Linked DNA regions of Homo sapiens: region 1 is linked to region 2. A link is a contact called in ENCODE Hi-C or POLR2A ChIA-PET data. All regions are on one chromosome and are shown on one strand. Each heading gives the region's core, a stretch centred on a gene start or an enhancer-like site at or near the end of the contact. The rest is flanking DNA. Distances are from core to core; before and after follow the strand shown.

Region 1 (4,798 bases), core at 1,619-4,118, 290 kb after region 2:
ACTGACTGGTCAACACTAGCAAGGCTTTGCTGGCTCATTTAGCCTCCTGTCTGAATTAGGCGCATACACATCTGGCTCACCAAGTGACTCAAGTTCCTTAATAGCAGGAACACAACTTTTCCTTCCAAAGTGCTCTGCACAGAGTAAGAGTTCAAGAAATGTTTCCTACACAAAGGCCAAATTCCTGTTTTCTTCCTCGATGTCTGGAGGGGTGCTCTTGGCCCTTTGGGAAGAGTGAGTCAACTGTGGAAGTGCTCTAGCATCTCTGGACCAGACCAGCCACATCCCAGTAGTGCCGTAAGCAAAACCCTAGTCCCACTTTTACCCCATCCCCACCCCGGGGCCACTCTCATGCCTCCAAAAGTCATCTGTAGAAAGTGTCTAGGGTTCTTTTGTTCCACACCAGTTCTCCATTTTCAAAAGGAGCAAACCAAGGTCCAGAGAGACTATGGGATGTGTTCGTGAGTGCCACAGTAGAATTGGAACTGACATTTAATCTCTCTTGAACCGGAAGAGGGGGACTTAATTTAGCTCTAAATAGTTTGGGTATTGCAAAATCTGAAGTAATTTTGGGAGGTATTTTTCTAATCAATACAAATTCCAAAGAAATAAGCACCTAAAATCTACAAGAATCTGCCAATACACAGTAATAAAAATTATATTTGTAATTTTAGGGCTTGCAATCAGCATCATAATAACTTCGAAACAGCAGATTACTGGTCAAACCAACAGGTAGGACAGGTCAGGCTTCTTGCACAAGCTTCTCACTCTTAAGATAGACTCTTCAGAATTTCTCTACAGTAAATGGTTCTGAGACTACATTCAACTAAATTCAAGGAGTTCGCCTAATCTGTGAAACACCCTATTTTTAATGAGATGACAAACCTAAGAAACACATTTATTCCCAAATCCTTACCCATCCTACATTGCTGGAAGTCTACCACAACTTCCCCCAGATCTTATTTAACTGAGGCCTCAACATCACGGCTCAGTACGGATATTGTAAAAAAGCCACTGTCTCTTTGTATTCCGGTTGAGAAGCAACAACCAGAATTGATGTTAAGCATCAAAACGGGCCAGGCGCGGTGGTGGCTCACGCCTGTAATCCCAGCACTTTGGGAGGCTGAGGCGGGTGGATCACCTGAGGTCAGGAGTTTGAGACCAGCCTGGCCAACATGGTGAAACCCCGTCTCTACTAAAAATATAAAAATCAGCCAGGTGTGGTGGTGGGCACCTGTAATCCTAGATACTTGGGAGGCTGAGGCAGGAGAATCACTTGAACCCGAGAGGTGGAGGTTGCAGTGAGCCGAGATCACGCCATTGCACTCCAGCCAGCCTGGGTGACAAGAACATGATTCCGTCTCAAAAAAAAAAAACCCCAAAAACACAACAAAGAAACAAAAAAGCATCAGAACAAAACATATTCGCTGAAGTGAAAGTGAAAATCCAACCAAGGATGCTAAGTGTAACCCTGTCCCCTGCAGGAAATGGAACAGTCTACATCATACCACTCACCAAGGAGGAAGGGAAAGAGAAAATTCAGGGTGCCACTGCCACATGGCAGCTGCACAGTAGATAAGACATTTTCTTCCCCACAGTGGAACTGAACTGTTTGTGACCTGAGGAGGCGGCAACTTACTGGTAACCATTTTCCAATGTCCCCTGTGTGTAACCAGCCGTCTTTGTCCAAAGCTTCTGCTGTTTTCGCTGGGTCCTTCAAGTAGCCCTGAAATACATTTGGCCCTTTCACACACACCTAAAGAAAAGAAGATCATCAGTGAACAGCATTTACTGGGGTTTTTCCAGAGAAAACTGGTGTGTGCATGTGTGTACGTGTGTGTCTGCCCCAACCTTTAGCTGGAAGCCCTAAACTCCAGGATGCAGAGGGAGTTACCAGAGCCCCACCAGGGTCTGCGAGAGATCTCCAGTGCCCCTACTTCCCTTCCTGAATTACCTCAGCTCTGGCCGATTTGTAGGGCAAATGCTTGCCCTAGGTTCTGGCTCAAAGCTGTTGGAAAGCCCCGCAGGGGATGAAATCACTTTTAAGTAATTAGGCTTCCCATCCAGCAGCCAGCAGCTCACTAATAGGTACCCAGGGCAATCAACAGGCAGGACCTTCGTCCCAGGAACTGAGGCCACCGGGCCTTTCTTTGCAGGCTCTCCAGCCCAAATCCCTATGAGGCCTGGCAGAGGAAGACAGGCATCAGTGTCCCTCCTGCCCACTCCCCGAGAGCTGAACATAAATGTACCCTCAGAAAGAAGCCTGGCAGACTCCAGGATCACCAATGAAGTCAAGTTCAATGGCTTTATTGAGCTGTTGGGAAATACCACAGCATTCGCAAAGGCCAGCGATCACAGGAAATGGCAGCGAGGGAAAATGACTGACGGTTTTCACTCACCTCGCCCTCGCCCTCGGCAGCCATGTAATTCATTTCTTCCACATCAACAAGTTTTATCAAATTGCACGGCATCGGGGCCCCAACATGGCCTGTATATTAAATAAGCAAATGGTCATTCCTAAGGGAACTACTCATAACCTCAGGTCAAATTATTTTGATAGCAAACAGGATTCCACATAAGAAAAACGGCTGGGATAAACTTCTGATTTCTGCAATTACAGCCATTCTCTTCCTAGTATAATTTAAGAGAGTCTATTCTTAGACTAGGGAAGAACATATTTAGTGTCTTCAGGACCTTTTCCAAGTGTGATGCTCTGAGTTATTTATGAGTAATTTGGCCTCTATGTGAAGGTTCCTACAAACACCTGGAAGCAGCCTCTCTCAAACCTTCACTCGGCTTCCACCCTCCGATCGCCCCCACCCATTACTTGCACTCATCTTACACAGAATTCTTAGCATCCTGTTCTCTGTAAGAAGAGAGAACATATGCAGCTTTGGCAAACCTCACGCACCACCTGGTTCTGATCAACACGGCCTTTATTTCCTTGCGTATGAAGAAGCATGTCTTACAGTTTTTACTAAGACGGGACAGTGCTTATTTCTACAGCTAACTTAACTCTCTTGCCAAAGGCTGTTAAGACTGGGCTGTCTTTTCCAAAAGCAGCAACAACAGACATTAGATATGTTAGATATCACATTAGATATCACAAATAATTCTTCCTATGTTTTAATAATTTGAGCTTCTAGAGATCAGTATTCCAAATTCTCTGTTAAGGAAACTGAGGTTAAAAATTAAACAAATACCATAAAGAAGATTCACAGACTGTCTGCGTTAATTCCAGGACAATGATGTTAGTGGACAGTGCTAGGTTCTAGAATATATGTTACTAAATGGTGCTAATACTTATAATACTCCAAATAAGCTGGGAAGTTTATTTATCACAGTGTAGAATTTACTACTCAGGTGACACAGAGGAAGCACAGAAGCTCTGCAGTCAGGCCGGGGTTGAAATCCTGGCTCCAAAGCATAATGCCGCGTAAATTCTCATACATCATTTATGTGTTACTTAAGCAACAATCTATAATTTCCTCTGAGAAGTACCAGAACTTATCTCACAGGGACACTGTTGGGGTTACACTGACATTAGGTACATCCTAAGCACCCATCACAGAGGCTTACCCATGACAGATGCTCAATTATTTTTGTTTGTCCTCCTCCTTTTTCCTTTTGAGAAATGACTTTTTGAGAAAAAGGACTTGTATTTATTCCTATTGGTAGTCCCAACACCTAGCACAGCACACAGTACAAATTCAATAACTATTTGTTGTTTAAAATGACCAGCAAATAACGAGACCCTACTCAATTACTAGGAAGCTCTGTTGGGCCAGACACTCTCAATCTGGAACACAGGGCCCCTCTCAGATGTCACTAGTAGAGTCTAGGCAAGTCTCTGCTGCCACCAGCTTTACAGTCAGATCCCCAGCGCCACCCCTCAGTTGCAGGAGGTGTTCTCCCCACAGTGCCCTGACTTACAAGAGTGTTTGCCCCCAGAGCCTAATGATCAGAAACATAGCACTTTTGTTTAAGATGGTTAATGAACCAGTCAGTGATTAACCCAATTCCAGACATACCAATAACCCAGTATGAATAACAAAATTCCAAAAAGGAGCCTCCTACAGCCATACCTGCGGTCCAGTCTCCAGGCATGGTCAGGCAGCACCCGGCAGTGCACTCTGTCTGTCCGTATCCTTCATAAAACTGGGGCACCAAGAGATGCAACATTATTAAGGAGAGCACAATCACACCTTTACTGGAAGTGCACAAGCAATGAAGTCTCACTAACTCCCAAGTCATGGCTGACTGGTGAAATCTCATTTCAAATGGTCTGTTCAGTAAGTTCATTCAATGGTCCAGTGTGCTTTACGCCAACACCAGCCGTCACCCAGGTACACCTTCTATTTAACTTCCAGTGGCCAAGCGAGGGAGAACCCCTATGTGACTGGTCACCACCCAGCAGCAGTGAACTCCCTTGGCCAATTCACAGGACATGTACCCCACACATGCCCCGTCTGCCACCAAATCCTCCTTTCTCCCTTTACTACAGGTTGTCAGCATGGTGTGCGGGTAGGCTCATCACCTGTGACCCATTCCACAGCTGCATACCTGCTTCTAAAGGTTGTCTTGCACCTGATCCTAGAGAAAATTCAACAAATGGCAGACACACACATTCCCCTGCCTAGGGTAAAAAATATACATATGGTTGCTTCTCCAAGCAACCTAATAATAACATATCTTCCAAACAAACATAACACACACACACAAAGTAGGGGGTGGGAAGGATAGGGGTGATGTTGGTGAAAGGACACAAAGTCTCCATCAGGAGGAACTGGTTCAAGAG
Region 2 (5,580 bases), core at 1,669-4,168:
CATGAGAAAATTGATGCACATCAAATGTGGAGCATCCAAAGTGTCTATTTTTCCAGTAAGTTTAAACATCTTTTGCTCTGGTGCACTATTTGCCTAATAAAGTGTTTCAGAAAGTGGGATAAAAGTGGGACCATTGTTCATAAGGCTGTCAGAACTTCATGGCACGCATGTGTTTGCCATAATTTGCTTCCAGTTTGACTACAGATCCTTACTTTTGATTATGCTGACATTTTTACAGGTAAGTAAATCTGAAATAACTGGAACTTTCTCTAACAAAAAAATGACAACTCACTGAGAATGAAATATGTAAATGTTTAATTTTAACAAGCAGTTACAAATCGTAACAGACAAGAACTCTTGGATCTAAGAGACCAAAATGTAATTTCTTACATAACAGACAAAGTTACAAGTTATAATCGTTCACTAATTACAGTGAAATTCCGGACTTTGACACATCAATCAATAGATGTTCCAACGTTCCCCCTAGAGATCCCAGTTCAAGTCTTAAATATTTCATCTGCTGAAGTTTCCTCAGAAAAGGCTCCTTTTCCCAGGATTTTTTAGGTTTCTACTTTTGCCCCTTCTCCCACTAAAAGAAGAATAAAGGAAAGTTGGGGAAATCAGAGAATCCTGAATCTGCGTGCGTGGTGAAGTTAAACAGAGTCACCCTCTGGGCCTGGTAGGGATAACTGCATCTGCCTAGCATCAAGACTATCCACCGCCTGGTCTAACCCCAGACCCCGTTGTGCACCTGCCCTTAAGCACCAAAAACTGAACTGCTCAAAGAGAACCTGCAGTCGATATGAAAACTAGTAAATGACTGCAGGCTTGACAGCAGTCTCGGTGATGCCTGAAAATCCACAACAGGAAATCTAACTATCCTCCATACCTCCTGGCCATTCATCAAAAGCAGACCGAGTCACAGCCATAAGGAGGCCGGTGGCTGAAGACGAATGCCAGCACCACTTTTCCTCATTTAGAACAACTGAGTTTTTTCCTTCCATAACCAAGGACAAGGAGCAACCGGAGGGAGGAGGTTGAAGAGGGAGGGGGCGGGCAATATGTCCCCAAGTTTCAGACAGTAGCGGGTCAGAAACGAGCGAAAGCCACCTCGCTCTTCTGAGCTACCTCGGCCGCCAGTCCCCGGGATCACATCCGCAGCCGAGCGCCAAGGGTCCGGCCTACACAGACTGACCCGGGCGTTTCACCTGGTGCCCGACCACGGCTCTGGCGCCCTGCCCAGGCTGCCCGCCTCCTTCCCCTCCCCCGCTTCTTAGGGAACAAGGAGGAGAGGGTGGCAAACGCACCCAGACCGGGGGCCAAGGGGAGACGCCGGCGCGTGCTGGGAGGGGCATGAGTTACACCCGCGACCCTTGGAACTTGGAACGGCTTCCCCAGCCCCGGCGGACGCCGGCCCCCAGGCCGTGCCACTGGGAGCAGGCGGGCGCCGCGATTGGCCGCGGCCGGCTTCACTCGGTGGGCGAGCCCTACCGGCGAGGCGGAAAGGAAGTGGCGGCCGCCGCGGCTTTGCACCAACCATGTTCGGCCAGCGGGCGAATGTCACCCGGCGCCCGGAGCCGGGTCGGAGGGCACGGGGCGGGCACTCGCGTCCCCACCCCGCCGCGGCCCGCGCCCCGGGACCCCGAGGGGACGCCGGCCCCCACTGCGCCGCTCGGTCCCCGGAGGCTCCCCGCCCCCACCTCGCCCGCTCCGTAGCCGAGGCGGGTCAGGCCCAGCGCGCGAGGCCGGCCGGGGGCGCCTGCGGGGACCCGGGGGCGCACGGCGCTAGGCCGCGGCCCGGGCGGCTGACCCCTCGGCACGGTGCCTTCCTGGGACGCGCCGCCCGAGCCCCTGGCGCGCTGGGACAAGTGCAATGACAAAGCCCCAGGGCCCGACCGGGCGCTGGCCGGCGGGAAGGAGGACGCGGCGTCCCTTCTGAGCGGCGGCGGCGGCGGCCCAGCCCCCAGGAAGCAGGGCGCGTCGGCCAGGCCCGGCGCCCGGCCCGGCTCCGAGCCCGCCCTCCCGCCCCGGCCGCTGGCACCCGACGCCCGCGACCCGACCCCGAGCCCGGCAGGCAGGCGAGCCCCTGGACCGCCGCGGGGCGCCCCAGCAAGTTTCCTCTGGCCGTGGCTGGAGGCGCTCCTCCCGGCCGGGGAGCGGTGCCTGCTTATTTACGCTGGAGGCAGCCTGGAGAGGCGCCGCCGCGGGCACCGAGAAGGACCCGCTCCCCTCCTTCGGATCCGGTGGCGGCGGTGGCTGCACACACACACACGCGCGCACACACAAACACGCACATACACACAATTTTGTTTTAAATGAGGCCCGACTCCAGCTGACCTGCACCCCCACACACAACACCTGGGGCGCAGAAGCACACACAGCAGGTCTGTGTCCATGGAGCCACCTCTCCGCATCTGCAAATCCAAAAGTGAAATTAAACCTCCACCAACCTCCTCCTCCTCCTCCCTCTCTACCTCCTCCTCCTCCTCCTCCTCGCAGCCTCAGCAGCCCCAGTAGCAGCAGCAACAGCAGCAGAACCTGCTTCCCCTAAAATCAGATGATCCATAATTGCGCCGACTGTTCCTCCAAAAATCAGTATTAATATTTATGAACCCCGGCATTTTCCGTCTGCAAAACATCGTGTCAAGGCATCAGGACACGCATACACACACGGCCCCCCACAGTCCCCAGAAACATGCCCTCGAGAGAAACACACACAGTCACAACTATTATTTGAAAAATGTTACCTCTCAGTGTGCTTTTTTCACGCTACCAATACAATTCCGCAAGGTATAAGTGTTGCTAGGGTATGTGAAATGGAAATGAAAGCCCGTCAGTTGAATAATCGCAGGAGCAAAACTAAAAGTTACTCCCCGGCTTGCCTGAGAACAGTCCAGATCGAAAGCAAAACAAGGAGAGGAAACTGCGAAGAGCCGCGGCTGGAAATCCCCCCACCCCCCGCCCTCCTCCGGCCGCGCTCCCTCCCTCGCCTCCCCTCTCCGCCCTCCTCCCTCCGCCCTTCCTCCCCAGTGTTTGTTTCAAGCTTGTGCAACCGGGAGGTGGAGGCGGAGGGAGGGCGCGAGCGGCCCGGCCGGGAGGTGCGGAAGTTCGCCGCAGCAGCTCATTGGCGGGCAGCGCCGCTTTCATCATTTCTCGGAAAAGTCAATTTCATTTTCGCTTCCCCAGGTCGCGGCGGCGGGAGCAACAAGCAGCGGCTCGTGAGTCCGCGGCTCGCACCCAGGGGCGCCCGCACGTGCGGCTAGAACGTCCGAGTCGGGGTCCGGGGCGGGGGGCGCAGGCCCGCGGCGGTAGGGGAGGAGAGCGGGCACCCGAGTCTCCATCCTCAGGGTGGCCTGAAGGTTCCAGGAGGGCGTCCGGCGAAGGCACGGGGCTGCGACCATCCAGTTAGCAGGGCTGGTGTGACTGTTGAGAGTAAATGAAAATTCGTTTTGTGACACCGACCACCTCCAAGGAATGAAAGGAGCAGTCAGCCGAAACGACAGCATTACTTGCGTCCTTACCTAATTGGAACCTTATCCGTGGCTGAGGGTGCCACCATTGGAGGGGCCGCCGCCCCCTCTGACACCACCTGGCGCTCCGCTCCATTTAGGAGCTAGAACGAAAAGGAGGCCCATCCCCCAGTAAGTCACAGCCCACGCCAAGATGAGTTCTGGAGCCTGTGCGACCGAAGTTTCTTCACCGCAGGGCGAGGTGGACAAGGGTGTGAGTTACTTTGACTTCAAGACGTCTCAGTGGCGGCTGGTTCTGGAGAGAGGCTTTATGCTGGAGCACTTCCAGCAAAGTTCGGCTGGGGCCTCCTTAACTCACTGGCTGGTCACCCTTGGCCTCGGTTTTCAACCAAAGCCTAAGGCCTCAGTTTTCAACGCTGTAAATGGAAATAAATGAGAGAAGAAAGTACAGCCCGTGTGACAAGTGCAGCAAGCAATGCAACTTCCTTGGGACCTACCCTTTGTGGTCCCTTGCTTTAAAAGTATAGATTCACATTTAGTTAGACCTGTTTCTTCCTCGCATGCAATTTCACCAGTCTTTTCCCAGACTTCTGTACTCAACAGAGGAAGTTCCTTCCTGGGAGACCATAGCTGTTTGTATGTAAAGAGTTGCGAAAAAACAAAAGCAAAACAAAAAACTCCAACACCTCTCTGTCACAGAAGTATTGAATTATATAGACTGGAAAAATGGAAGTATCCAAGAAAACGCGTGTGGTAAGAAAATGGCTAAGGTGCAGGATTCTGTTTTGTGGCTCTGGTCTCAGAAATAGACCTCACATACACATTATTCCTTATCCCCTCTATTATAATACTCACTTTTTTTTTTTTTTAAGAGACAGGGTAGGCCGGGTGCAGTGGCTCATGCCTGTAATCCCAGCATTTTGGGAGGCCAAGGCAGGAGGATCACCTGAGGTCGGGAGTTTGTGACCAGCCTGACCAACATGGAGAAACTCCATCTCTACTAAAAATACAAAATTAGCCAGGTTTGGTGGCGCATGCCTCTAATCCCAGCTACTTGGGAGGCTGAGGCAGGAGAATTGCTTGAACCCAGGAGGCGCAGGTTGTGGTGAGCCGAGATTGTGCCATTGCACTCCAGCCTGGGCAACAAGAGCGAAACTCTGTCTCAAAAAAAAAAAAAAAAAAAAAAGAGAGGGTCTTGCTCTGTCACTCAGGTTGTGCTATCATAGCTTACTGTAACCTTGAACTCCTGGCCTTAAGCGATCCTCCTGCTTCAACCTCCCAAGTAGCTGGGACTACAGGCCTGTGACAGTGCCTGGCCCAGGCACTGACTTTCTTATGTCATATAGCAATGACCACTAAGGGAAAGTCTATACAAACTATAGAATAGTTGTCATTCTTTACCCAACCCGGGACACAAGTTAAAAACCTAGTATTCATTTTTTTTTTCCTGTACCAAAACAATCATCTTCCTTTATTTTTCCTGGAGCGGGAAGAGGAGAGTGGAGAAGAAGGGAAGAATGCAAAGTGTCACTTTGAACTTCTCGTTCACCACACACGTGGGAGTCCACTCATGTCAGCAGCCTCCGTGCACAGGCCCCAGGTGAAAGAAAGAATGAGGTCTAGTTGGACCAGCTAACACTGCCTGCCTTGTGTTTACGAAAGGCAGCTGCCTCTGTGGTGTGATTTCAGGGGAGCCAGACAGGGCCGGGGCCACGAACCTGCATCCTGCATCCTAAGCACCTATTGCCATGCGTGAGGCTAACTGGAAACTCACTTGCTGGGTGCAGATAGCTTCCAAACTATTGTGATGCTCATGCTTGACTTCCCAAGGAACGTGTTTCAGGAAAGGCCATTGCCCTCATTATGGTCTTTGATAAGCAGGAAGAAGTTTGTTGTTCCTTTTTTTTCTTAATGCCCTACTTCGTGCAACATACATCCAATCAGTCATATCCTATTGACGCTACCCCTAAATATCTCTGGGCCTGGCCCGTGCTCAGGGCACTGCCTTCATTCAGTTACTGCACTTGCCTGCTGCCTGTGCTCCTGGTCTCCTGCTTGGACTCCCCCAGGCCAGCAGCCACACTACTGCCAAAATCCAGTCGAAAATTAA

Evidence for each region. A loop is a pair of places that touch in the nucleus more often than their neighbours do. ChIA-PET counts read pairs that join two places held with the same protein, here RNA polymerase II (POLR2A). Pooled maps may share reads with other maps.
Region 1: a map of naive thymus-derived CD4-positive, alpha-beta T cell shows a loop between it and region 2 (14-fold over the local background). The contact joins the enhancer-like site here to the promoter of IRF2 in region 2. A Hi-C loop is called at or near these places in 2 of 168 maps with a recorded cell type or tissue (both naive thymus-derived CD4-positive, alpha-beta T cell) and 9 of 50 pooled maps. POLR2A ChIA-PET finds 5 or more read pairs at or near these places in 3 of 52 experiments (CD8-positive, alpha-beta memory T cell, H1 and T-cell).

Annotation. Positions count from the first base shown.
Region 1 is chr4:184,760,768-184,765,565 of GRCh38, forward strand. ACSL1 (acyl-CoA synthetase long chain family member 1) reads right to left here. Exons shown (of 21, transcript NM_001995.5): 15 at 4,086-4,158; 16 at 2,400-2,488; 17 at 1,640-1,756. Among named protein-coding and RNA genes, the nearest start is that of CENPU, 29 kb to the left of the region's middle. Within about 2 kb of position 2,869, at least 8 of the 41 ENCODE cell types and tissues checked have a DNase peak (open chromatin) inside an H3K27ac peak, as active enhancers do.
Region 2 is chr4:184,471,632-184,477,211 of GRCh38, forward strand. IRF2 (interferon regulatory factor 2) reads right to left here and starts at 2,919. Exons shown (of 9, transcript NM_002199.4): 1 at 2,748-2,919. IRF2-DT (IRF2 divergent transcript) reads left to right here and starts at 3,171. Exons shown (of 1, transcript NR_186573.1): 1 at 3,171-5,580. RefSeq lists silencers at 1,178-1,247, 1,308-1,997, 2,078-2,127, 2,938-3,057 and enhancers at 3,088-3,277, 3,628-3,957.